Regions from separate parts of the Homo sapiens genome. Here region 2 is linked to region 1. The links are chromatin loops, found by intact Hi-C in ENCODE. Cell type or tissue: tibial artery. All regions are shown on one strand. Each heading gives the region's core, and the rest is flanking DNA. Links, peaks and the distances in the headings are about the cores only.

What was found. Hi-C counts contacts between places; a loop is a spot of excess contacts. Peaks named below come from ENCODE experiments on the same cell type or tissue, not always from the same donor. Only the 100,000 strongest peaks of a DNase experiment are listed, where the experiment ranks them.
Region 2: a loop joins it to region 1, with 5 times the contacts of the local background. A loop is called at or near these places in 8 of 110 quality-filtered maps.

What each region holds. Positions count from the first base shown.
Region 1 is chr17:36,132,596-36,137,975 of GRCh38, reverse strand. LOC101927369 (a long non-coding RNA gene) reads left to right here. Exons shown (of 3, transcript XR_243796.5): 2 at 234-320. LOC107985055 (a long non-coding RNA gene) reads right to left here and starts at 2,825. Exons shown (of 2, transcript XR_001752867.2): 1 at 2,758-2,825; 2 at 1-351. In tibial artery, for the core only: no CTCF peak of the experiment used is centred there; no DNase peak of the experiment used is centred there; H3K27me3 peaks cover 984 bases.
Region 2 is chr17:36,190,222-36,195,537 of GRCh38, reverse strand. It overlaps CCL3L3 (C-C motif chemokine ligand 3 like 3), which reads left to right. Exons shown (of 3, transcript NM_001001437.4): 3 at 162-669. The coding sequence ends at 252. It overlaps LOC128966706 (a long non-coding RNA gene), which reads right to left and starts at 2,706. Exons shown (of 2, transcript XR_008485584.1): 1 at 2,395-2,706. In tibial artery, for the core only: no CTCF peak of the experiment used is centred there; a DNase peak (open chromatin) is centred at 2,978; H3K27me3 peaks cover 325 bases.

The DNA.
Region 1 (5,380 bases), core at 285-5,284:
GAATCCCCAGAATTGCTTCTACATGCATGGGCCTTATTATTTTTATGCTATTTATGATGCTGCTAGTCCAGAAAGGGCCCCTTAGAGACCTTACATAGTATAAAGACTCAGATTGGATAATGCCAGAACAGTTTATTCTGGATAAGAGTTTTTAGGATCAAGATCTTCTGGTTAAAAGTTAGCCTGTGGAAATTTCCAAAATTGAATAATTAAAATAAGGCTATTTCTTCCAGGCTTGTAACTCCAAGGATGAAGAACAACCAGGGCTTGGGGATGGGTGAAGAATCTTCTGAAGAAGTGACCTGGCTACTCTTATAAAGGTCTGTGCTTCCGCCTGCACGGTCATCACTGCTGTTGACATAAAATACAGAATTTATCATGAGCCATTCCCTGCTTAAACACCTACTATGGTGCCCCATTCGAATCCAAGCAGGGTGTTTAAGGTGCTTCAGACTCTGTCTTGATCCTCCTCTTGCAGATTACTCCCTGCCACTACCCTATGGGGAGTCTCTTGCCACATCCTCCATGCTCTAAATCTCTATGGCTTTGGCTCATCCAGGGTGATGTGACTGTTGCTTCCTCTGCCTGGCTTGTCCTCTTCTCTCTGTTAACTCCTGCTCTTTGTCAAGATCTAGCTCAGATTATTATTTCCTCTCTGAAGACTCTTCTTGGTAAAGTTGCTCGCTCTGCACTGCTTCCTCAGATCTTTGTGCACTTGTTACGTGCTTTTTAATTTGTTTTATGGCTCTATCTCCCTAACTAGACTGAAAGCACTTGAGGATGGTGACCTTTTCATAGTCTTTTTGTTATTTGGGCACTTAACACATAGCAGCTGCCCCATGATTGCTGGTCCCTTTTCTTTCTCTCCTCGCCAACCACCCACCCTGTTGTCAGACTGAAATAAGCCCAAAAGTCCATGGAAGTTGGACAGCTGTATTGACAACTGAGCTATGTCCAGGATCAAGCTATCTCTTCTTAACTGCTTAGCATGCTTCTAAGCATGGTTCAGGGAAGCCAGGACAACAGAAGAGTTCAGATAAGGTGGCCAAAAGTCCTGGAATAGTCAAAACAATTCCTGCTTCCCTGTGGTTATCCTAAGGAAGACCAATGTGTCATTTTCCCCTGGGAGCATCTCAGGGGCTGGCTTTTACTTGTTTCAGGAACAACTTTGCACACATGACCACAGCCATTGCTTTGGCATCTCTTTCCCCTAGACAGGATTTGTTTCCTGGGCACATGTTGACACAAATACCATAGGTTCCTTTTGGCAGGTCCAGGTGCCTACCTATTTCAAAAGGTTGTTTTAGGAATGAAACTGGATACTGTTCAAGTTCCAACCACATTGTGACCTCATCCACTACTACCCACCTACCAGGTCCTCACATGTGAACTCTCCCTGCACTCATGATTGCCCTGCCACACGAGTGTTGGTTGGAGTATTGTTTAGAAGCAAATCAGCCTTCAATGTGTACCATGGGCAGCTATTAGGCATGAAAATCTGCCAGCTGCCCTATAATTTCTATGAACAAAGGGATCCCTACAACAAGGGAAAGCTGGATTCCCACAGAAAGAGACTAGGCAAAGGCATTTGGTCCATTTGTATTGTAAGGCCTAAAACTTCAAGAGCTGCCTTAAAGTGCTTTCAAGTTCTCACAGGGTCCAAAGGTCTAACCCTGAGTTCTCCTGCTCTTTGAATGTGCTCCCCCCTCCACCACCCAGTGGGAGAGGCTCCCCACCTGGCTAGTTCCTCTATTATCAGATCAGCTGCACCCACCCAGTTCTTAACCTATGAGTCTCAAGTCCCTGTCAGCCCACAAAAAAAGCTAATCACATCTTCCTGCAGGAGTACTTTTAATGGCAAAAACCACGATTACCCTTGCACCATCCTAATGCAAAGCCTGCCTTCCACAGCCTCTGCTGGTTCACCCTGCTCCCAAGTGGAACCTCTGTGGGTCACTGCATGGCATGCAGTATCCTCCTCCCTCAGGCTGTGAGTATAGGTGACACTAATTCTATGTGCTATTCATCTCATCTCTTCAGTGTCAGGTGTCATGGGTTCAGCCATCTCACACTATTTAAAGTGGGGGACCCGTCCTTCACTGATGGAGTGGACAGGTGATCAGAGAACCATCCCACCAAGAGAAAGACCCTCTTGAGGCCCTCCATCTCTGCATGTCAGGTTCACAGTAAGTCTTAACGGTGCCAAACATAAGCCCTTATGCCACTCTTCTCTTCTCTTATCACCTTTGCACCCTTCTCCAACCCACACACATGCATACACTGGGCCCCTGACTTCCCTCTTCCTAGCTTCTCTTTCTGCTATTAACTGGCAGTTGCTGCCTAAACTCGCCAACCACCTTGAGAGTTGTGAGAGGATAGCCCGGCAGCCTGTAGCTGTATGCTGGGGGTGGGGAGGGCTGAAAGGAAGAGGACGTCCACCCTCCCAATGTCAAGTTGCTGAGTGAAGTCTCCTTTGATGACAATGCAGTAGGGCTAAAGTGGACTAAAATTTGCTTTCTCTCTCTCAGGCTGTGAGACAGAGCATAGAACCTGTGTCAGGTCACAGGAGAGTGATCCCCCAACACTTTGGGCCATGTTCCAACCCTGCCTGCCCCAATTCCCATTGTGTAAAATCCATCTGCAACCTATGCCAGGTGGGTGGAGAATCTTCCCTCCAGGTTAATTCAACTTCCTAGGATATAGAGGCTGTGAGATTAAATAGGAGCCCCTAGTGAATGGGGACTCAATTGTACTCACCTTTTCCTTGGGCAGGCAGTTGGGGCTGCAGACACAACACTCACACAGCAATGTACTGGGAAGATCTTCTGAAGACACAGATTCAAGACAAATATGTATCTCTCTGACCATGAAGAGGGATGTTAGAACCCCAGAACAGAGATAATATGTTTTGCAAGGACACAAATACTATGGGGCCTGTTGTGGAGGTGTAATAATTCTTTTTCAAACATTCAAACATTCAAATAATTCTTTCTTCAAACATTCTTTTTCCTCTGTGCCAGGGCTCCATTCAGGCTATAAGATATGTGGCTACCATATGTTCCCTGGTGGAGGTGAATATGGTTAGGATGGGACCGAAGAATAAGGTTGGCAAATGTGTAGCTCCTAAAATTTCAAAAAAAAAAAAAAAGTTTTTTTTTTTTTTTTTTTTTTGAGATGCAATCTCACTCTGTCACCCAGGCTGGAGTGCTGTGGTGCAATCTCAGCTCACTGCAACCTCTGCCTCCCGGGTTCAAGCGATTCTCCTGCCTCAGCCTCCCGGGTAGCTGGGATTACAGGCATGTACCACTATGCCCAGCTAATATTTTTGTATTGTTAGTAAAGACAGGGTTTCACTATGTTGGCCAGGCTAGTCTTGAGCTCCTGACCTCAGCTGATCCACCCACCCTGGCCTCCCGAAGTGCTGGGATTACAGGCATGAGCCACCTCGCCTGGTGTAAAAATCCAAATTTAAGATACAAATATTTTGGGAGAAGATGCAATCGGGAGCAAGAGAGTGAGAAGTAATTGTAAGAGTGCTGTCTCCTGACTCTTGCCCCACTGGCCAGAGTCCTGGGATGGGGTATAACTAGACCCTGCCTTCATGTTTGGGGGTCTTGGAGTAGAAGATTCCAGGTTTTTTTTTTTTATTTATTTAGGCAGGACCCTCAATGATAGAAAGTCTTATAGATAAGTTCCACAGTGTAACCATGGAGAGGAGGCATCCCTATATCAAAACTGGAGGTGCAGTATGCCTAAACATGAGCAGGGCAGAGGCAGCTCTCTGATTTTCCATGAGCACAGAGTATCATGGGAGGATCAACTTAATCATCTGATTCCCCTGAGAGGAAGACCGAAGTTAATTGAAAAACAGCTGATGGACTTGTAAAAGGTAGCCATGACCAGTACAAAAGAGCAGTCTTTGCTTACGATTTCACCAGAGCATGCCTAAAGCCTGGAAAATTGCCAGCAGTCTAAAAAGTGGATGTTCTGTTGACTTAGCAACTATTCCCAGCTATAAAAGGAAATAGCACTACTGCTGTACAATGTAGACAGTGTGGAAAAAACAGTATGAATGGAACTCAGATTATTCCTGGGGTCTCTCCTTGCTTTACTGTGTCAGTGTGTATAAGCTCATGAAAGATGTCTATAACTCTGTACAGGTTGGGTCATCAAGGGCTCAGATCTCCTCCAGAATAAAAATCTGAGTCATTCCACCAGAAAAAATTGCACCAATCAATCGAGGGGGTGGCTGAAGGCAAAGGGAACATGGATTGGATAAGCGGAGGCAGGAATTTGTTACAATAAGCTACAGCCTCACAACCAGTTTCAGAAATACTCTCCATCTACCCATATTTCATTTTTTATTGTTGGGTATATGTTTCTGTATTTAATCTTCTTTTCTCTTTCTTCTCCCATTTTCTCACTATTATAACTAGGTGAGTTAGTGGTGGTTGACTTTTAGTATATTTCATAGGATATGAAATATCAGTACAGGATCACAAAAGAACAAGAGATGAAGTGGGCACTATCAGGAGATCCTGAACTTGGAGCTGAATGAAAATAGCAAGTATTGGGCTGTCTTTGGGGACAAGATGAGTGGATTTTCAGTAGTACAGGGGCATATGCAGCAGTACCTGCATTATATTAGGTAGGGTTTGAATCCAAGGGAATGTACGAATATGCAGGCAGAGTTTGGGAATATTCCCAGCAGTGCTGATGCAGCCAGGAGTCCAGCAGTGGTGGTGAGTATTCAGGGTATTAATACAGCATTGGCACATGTCAGAGTCTTCTTGCTGTATGGACATGTACATAGCTATATTCTGTATTGCCCGACGCCTTTGTTTGCTGCCTATCACACCTTCCTATCAATTTTCCATGCTACTCTTAACATTCCAATAAGTAGGGTCAGTTTCAGTTATTTGCATAAAAACCTTTTGCCTGGTTAGCTCCCAGAACTGTGAACTCCTACAAATGCTCAAAGGGTGCTATGTTCTCACAGTCCTCCCTGCCCCAGAATCAACTAATACTGGGAGTAATTGGAGAGAGTTCTCCTCTCACCACAGGACTTAGTATGGGTTGAGGAAGAGATAACATTGAGGCAGGAGTAAATACACAGAGACTGTGAGCAACCTATTCACACAGATCATTTCTGCCTTGGGGTCTGCTCAGGCCCAGTCACACTTTTAGCTTTTCCATTTGACGGGGTGTTGCTGGACATGCCCTACTTGATGGCTAAGTGGATCAGATAACACCCAGCTCACATGGGTGGTAATGTCACACATGAATGGTTGGGCATTCAGTCTTTTCAGAGTTTTAGCTAGTTCTACAAAAAAGAGTAGGTACTTTCCACAGAGAACAGGAACTTGCTCCAAAACCCTAG
Region 2 (5,316 bases), core at 1-5,000, 58 kb before region 1:
TCACTGAGAGAAGCTCTCTAGACGGAGATAGGCAGGGGGCCCCTGAGAGAGGAGCAGGCCTTGAGCTGCCCAGGACAGAGAGCAGGATGTCAGGGCCATGGTGGGCCCAGGATTCCCCGGCTGGATTCCCCAGTGCTTAACTCTTCCTCCCTTCTCCACAGCTTCCTAACCAAGAGAGGCCGGCAGGTCTGTGCTGACCCCAGTGAGGAGTGGGTCCAGAAATACGTCAGTGACCTGGAGCTGAGTGCCTGAGGGGTCCAGAAGCTTCGAGGCCCAGCGACCTCAGTGGGCCCAGTGGGGAGGAGCAGGAGCCTGAGCCTTGGGAACATGCGTGTGACCTCCACAGCTACCTCTTCTATGGACTGGTTATTGCCAAACAGCCACACTGTGGGACTCTTCTTAACTTAAATTTTAATTTATTTATACTATTTAGTTTTTATAATTTATTTTTGATTTCACAGTGTGTTTGTGATTGTTTGCTCTGAGAGTTCCCCCTGTCCCCTCCACCTTCCCTCACAGTGTGTCTGGTGACAACCGAGTGGCTGTCATCGGCCTGTGTAGGCAGTCATGGCACCAAAGCCACCAGACTGACAAATGTGTATCAGATGCTTTTGTTCAGGGCTGTGATCGGCCTGGGGAAATAATAAAGATGTTCTTTTAAACGGTAAACCAGTATTGAGTTTGGTTTTGTTTTTCTGGCAAATCAAAATCACTGGTTAAGAGGAATCATAGGCAAAGATTAGGAAGAGGTGAAATGGAGGGAAATTGGGAGAGATGGGGAGCGCTGCGACAGAGTTATCCACTTCACAAAATTCTGGAACATTGAAACTACGAATATGTTATAACTCAAATCGTAATATGCACGCTCTAGGAGAATTAACTACTTGAATGGCCACCATTAAGCAGAGTATTCTGTAGGGCATATTCATGATGAATCAAGCTCTTAATAGCAATTATTTACATTGTTGAGGCTTACTCCTCCTACTGAGTGCTTTTTATACATTGTTCATTTAATCTTACCAATGCAATAGTACAGCTTAGGTACTATTAATACCTCCACTTGACAGAAAAGTAACCCAGGGCTCAGAAAGGTTAGACAACTTGGCTGAGGTTACACAGCACGTAAACGGTCAATTGTGTTCCAAAACTGGACTTTTATTGAACTACAGACTATGCTGTTAACCATTGACCAAGTTATTTCCCAAAGTATGACCCGCCTATACTCAAATCTTACCCCATTCTTTAACAGATGATACTTTATCCATTGCAACCACTTCCTGTCAGGATTCTGAGTTGACATAGAGTGTTTCAGCAGTGATTATTTAAGCCAATTACATCAGGATCTTTAGGTGTAGACCTGGGAACTGATATTTTTATCAAGCTCATGAGGTGTTCCATAGCATGTTAATGACTGAGAGCCACTGTCAATAGAATTCACCACTGTTTTCTAAATGTGGTAAGTCTCTGCATATGGCAACAGGTGTATTATACATTATTTCTCTAGAATCTACACTCTACAAAATAAATAGCTAATGTTAGAGAATGAAAAGACAACCAGCTTCTGTGTGGAGCAGGATGCTGTCTATAGGTTTGAAAGGTAAGTTATTTAATAGATGGATTGCTTGCATTATATGTACAAGAAATGCATACTAAGCTAGGGTCCTTTTTGCAGAAGAAAGGGAAATTCAAAATATTTGTGTGAAAACCAAACGTGTTAATTTTTATGAGCTATGCTTATTTCATTTTGTTTAAAATAATCTAATTTCTGTGTCCAAACATGTTTAGAATTGTAGGGCTCAAACTCTTTAAAGCATAATTAAACACTACTACTTAGCAGATATTAAAATGCACATACTATGTGACCTACATCCCATTTGACCTGATCCCATTTCTAGGAATCTGCTTCATAGAAACACTGCCAAAAGATAAGAATATGTAGACATGAGGATATTCTTTCAAGTATGGTTGGTAAAGAGCAAAGAAATGCAAACAGTCATCAGTAGGGGATTAATAAGTAGAGGATTAAGATGTCCATCAATGGAATATTCTGCAGTCAGTAAACAAAAGCAGCACACATCTATAACTGTGGAAAGTGTCCTCAATATTCTAGGTAAAATGCATATCTATTTACATTCAGTATATGCATATATATTCTCTACATATGCTACAAAACTGTCTGTAAAGGATATTATTTTGTTTTTATTTTTAAAAGCCATATACACACATATATTTACATAGGCAAATATTTGGAAAGACACACATCAAATAGCTAACTGTCGTTTCTTTGAGGAAATGAGGCTTTTTTTAAATTTTTTTAGGAATGAGGGTTTTTCCTTTTTATATTCTGCACTTTTAAAACTTTGAGTTATTTTCTGATTAGCTTGCATAGCTTACCTCTCTGGTCTCATCTTACCCTGTTCTTTGATGGGTGATATTCCATCCATCACAACCACTTTCTGGTAGGGATTCTGAGTTGATGCAGAGAGAATAGAGCTCAGCCTGGCTTACAGCATTTTGATGCCATGATGGCTTTCGTATAATGAGGGTACAGCAACAAACACATCCTTTTGACAAGGCTGTTCTCTGTCTCTCTCTTACACACACACACACACACACACACACACACACACACACACGAGCAGCTTTTGTCCCCATAGATGCAGTGAAGGTGTCATCATTCCTTCTTTATTGACTTTCAGGAAAAAAATATAGGGGAATACAATATTTGCCTGCACTGAATTGTTTCACAAGGTCCAGAAACCCAAAGCTAAACAAAGTTTAATCATGCCCAATATTCCCTAAATACAAGTGTTATGAACAAACAGAGTAAGTTAAACACAGACTCCTGTTAGGGAACTGGAGAATGGGAATTGCATTTTTAAGCAGTTCAGCTGATCTGGCAGTCCCTAGCTCTCCTCCCTGGGGGAATGTCCTCCACGGACAATCTGAGATGTGCAATGTGGAGGATCTGCTTTCTGGAGGCTGCTGACTTCCTGTCTGTGTGAGTTAGCCTGAGGTTGCCTTAGGTATTGTGTAATCAGCGACTGTTTGGAACCAGTCTTGTGGTTTCTTTGGCAATGTGACTCCCTTCTAATGTCCATAGGCTACTATTTGCTTCTGATCAATTCCATGGGCCAGGTAGCCAGAAGCAGAGATGTTTTCAGTTACAAAGCTCGAATTTGCATTTTAAATGGGGTTGGGGATAGGCACTTTCTTTTTTCTTTTCTTTTTTTTTTTTTTTTTGAGATGGAGTCTTGTACTGTCTCCTGGGCTGGAGTGCAATGGTGTGATCTTGGCTCACTGCAACCTCAGCCTCCTGGGTTCAAGAGATTCTCCTGCCTCAGCTTCCCAAGTAGCTGAGATTACAGGTGCCTGCCACCAAATCTGGCTAAATTTTTGGATTTTTAGTAGAGACGGGGTTTCACTATGTTGGCCAGGCTGGTCTTGAACTCATGACCTCGTGATCCACCTGCCTCAGCCTCCCAAAGTGCTGGGATTACAGGTGTGAGCCACCGCGCCCAGCCAGGGATGTGCACTTTCTAGCACAGACCTCACTACCAGTGTCACCTCTACCACCAAGTCCCTGGTGAGAGACCTCTGCCTGCATCTTGGCCCATGTGGAGGTGATGAATATTTGACCCTTGGCCTCATTAGGTCTCTCATCTTCCTGTCTCTGCTCATGCTAACTTTATCTTAGAGTAGAAAATTCTGCCATTACAGCCCTTCAAGTCTCCAGATTACTGGGTTCTCAGTCAATAAGTTGGAAGGGCCTTTTTTAGCAAGTTCAATTTCTTCCTTTTTCAATTTCAGATGAGCCCATTTCAAAGCAGCCTAAACTCTTTCTTAAAGGACCTTACTGATGTAATACATAGCTACTAAGTTCCAATATTCAGAATCTTCTTTTTTTTTTTTCTTTTTTGAGACGAAGTCTTGCTCTGTCGCCCAGGCTGGAGTGGAGTGCAGTAGCGCGATCTCAGCCCAGTGCAAGTTCCGCCTCCCAGGTTCACGCCATTCTCCTGCCTCAGCCTCCCAAGTAGCTGGGACTACAGGTGCCCACCACTACGCCCGGCTAATTTTTTGTATTTTTAGTAGAGACGGGGTTTCACCATGTTAGCCAGGATGGTCTTGATCTCCTGACCTCGTGATCTGCCTGCCTCGGCCTCCCAAAGTGCTGGGATTACAGGCGTGAGCCACTGCGCCTGGCCTATATTCAGAATCTTTTCTATCACATTCCTTAATGCTGCAGCGTTGGTATTTGGCACAGGCTTTTAGCACCAAAATAAGACAGACCATAGTTCAACCAGCACGTGCAATACCTTGTAATGGGTATGGCAAAAGGTAGTGCCCAGACAGGACAGCATGGTGAATATCACCTGGGAACATGGGAGAAATGAACATTCTAAGCCCCACTTCCTTTCTTAATGGACTAGGGCCCAGCAACCTGTGTTTTCACAAGGCTCCAGGTAATTCTGATGCATGTAAGGTTTAAAACTCCTTCCATTTCACAAGGTCCTCCCCAAATTACCACTTTCTCATTTCAGCCAGTTCCACACTTCAGTCAGGGCCTGTGACTTTTAACAAACCCTGTGTCTCTGCACAGATGCAGATCTCGTATCTCTCAGGATGCTGGCAGTTTCCAGGCAGAAAGCAAACAAGCAAACCAAACTCAAAGAGGCTTTGAGTAAATGCACGTTGTGGCTCCAAGACTATAGGGCATCGAGGTGGCCCTAGCTCCAGGCAAGGCTGGACGCAGCAGCCCTATGGTATCTCATGAGTCCTCTTTGCTTCTCTTTCTGATCTCCCTTTCCTGTGAGAGGCCCTGGGTGGCTGCCAGTACCTGCCAGTGTTACATGAATCCTTTGTTCATTTTCTGCAAGGAAGAGTGAGTCTGTGATCCCACTGGAAAAAAACATCACTAGGCCCTTTCGGATGTGACTGACTTAGGAACCGAATTTCCTAACCTGTCGCTGTGGTTATGGGGATGGGTTTCATTGATTTGCTTAAGTTAATCAAGGCACATAACTTGAATCTTTGGGTTTACTGAATTTTACATAAACTTAAAGCCTGAGAATGGTGCAGAAGGGAGATTTTCCTGAGGAAATGTGAGTTTCGGGCATCAGGAAACATGCAGAATAGATGCTGGTTAGGAAAAACAAGTTTTCACTATAATGTGTTTGTCTTTTTCCTGTTATTTTTGTCTTCGTGATATAAAAGGCACTAATACTTTGTGTGTGGTAAACATTTCTTCTCCTATGCTCTCTAGATTAGAAACTATTAGTCGTCCACTTTCCTGAATGACTTTATTTTTAATAAGAT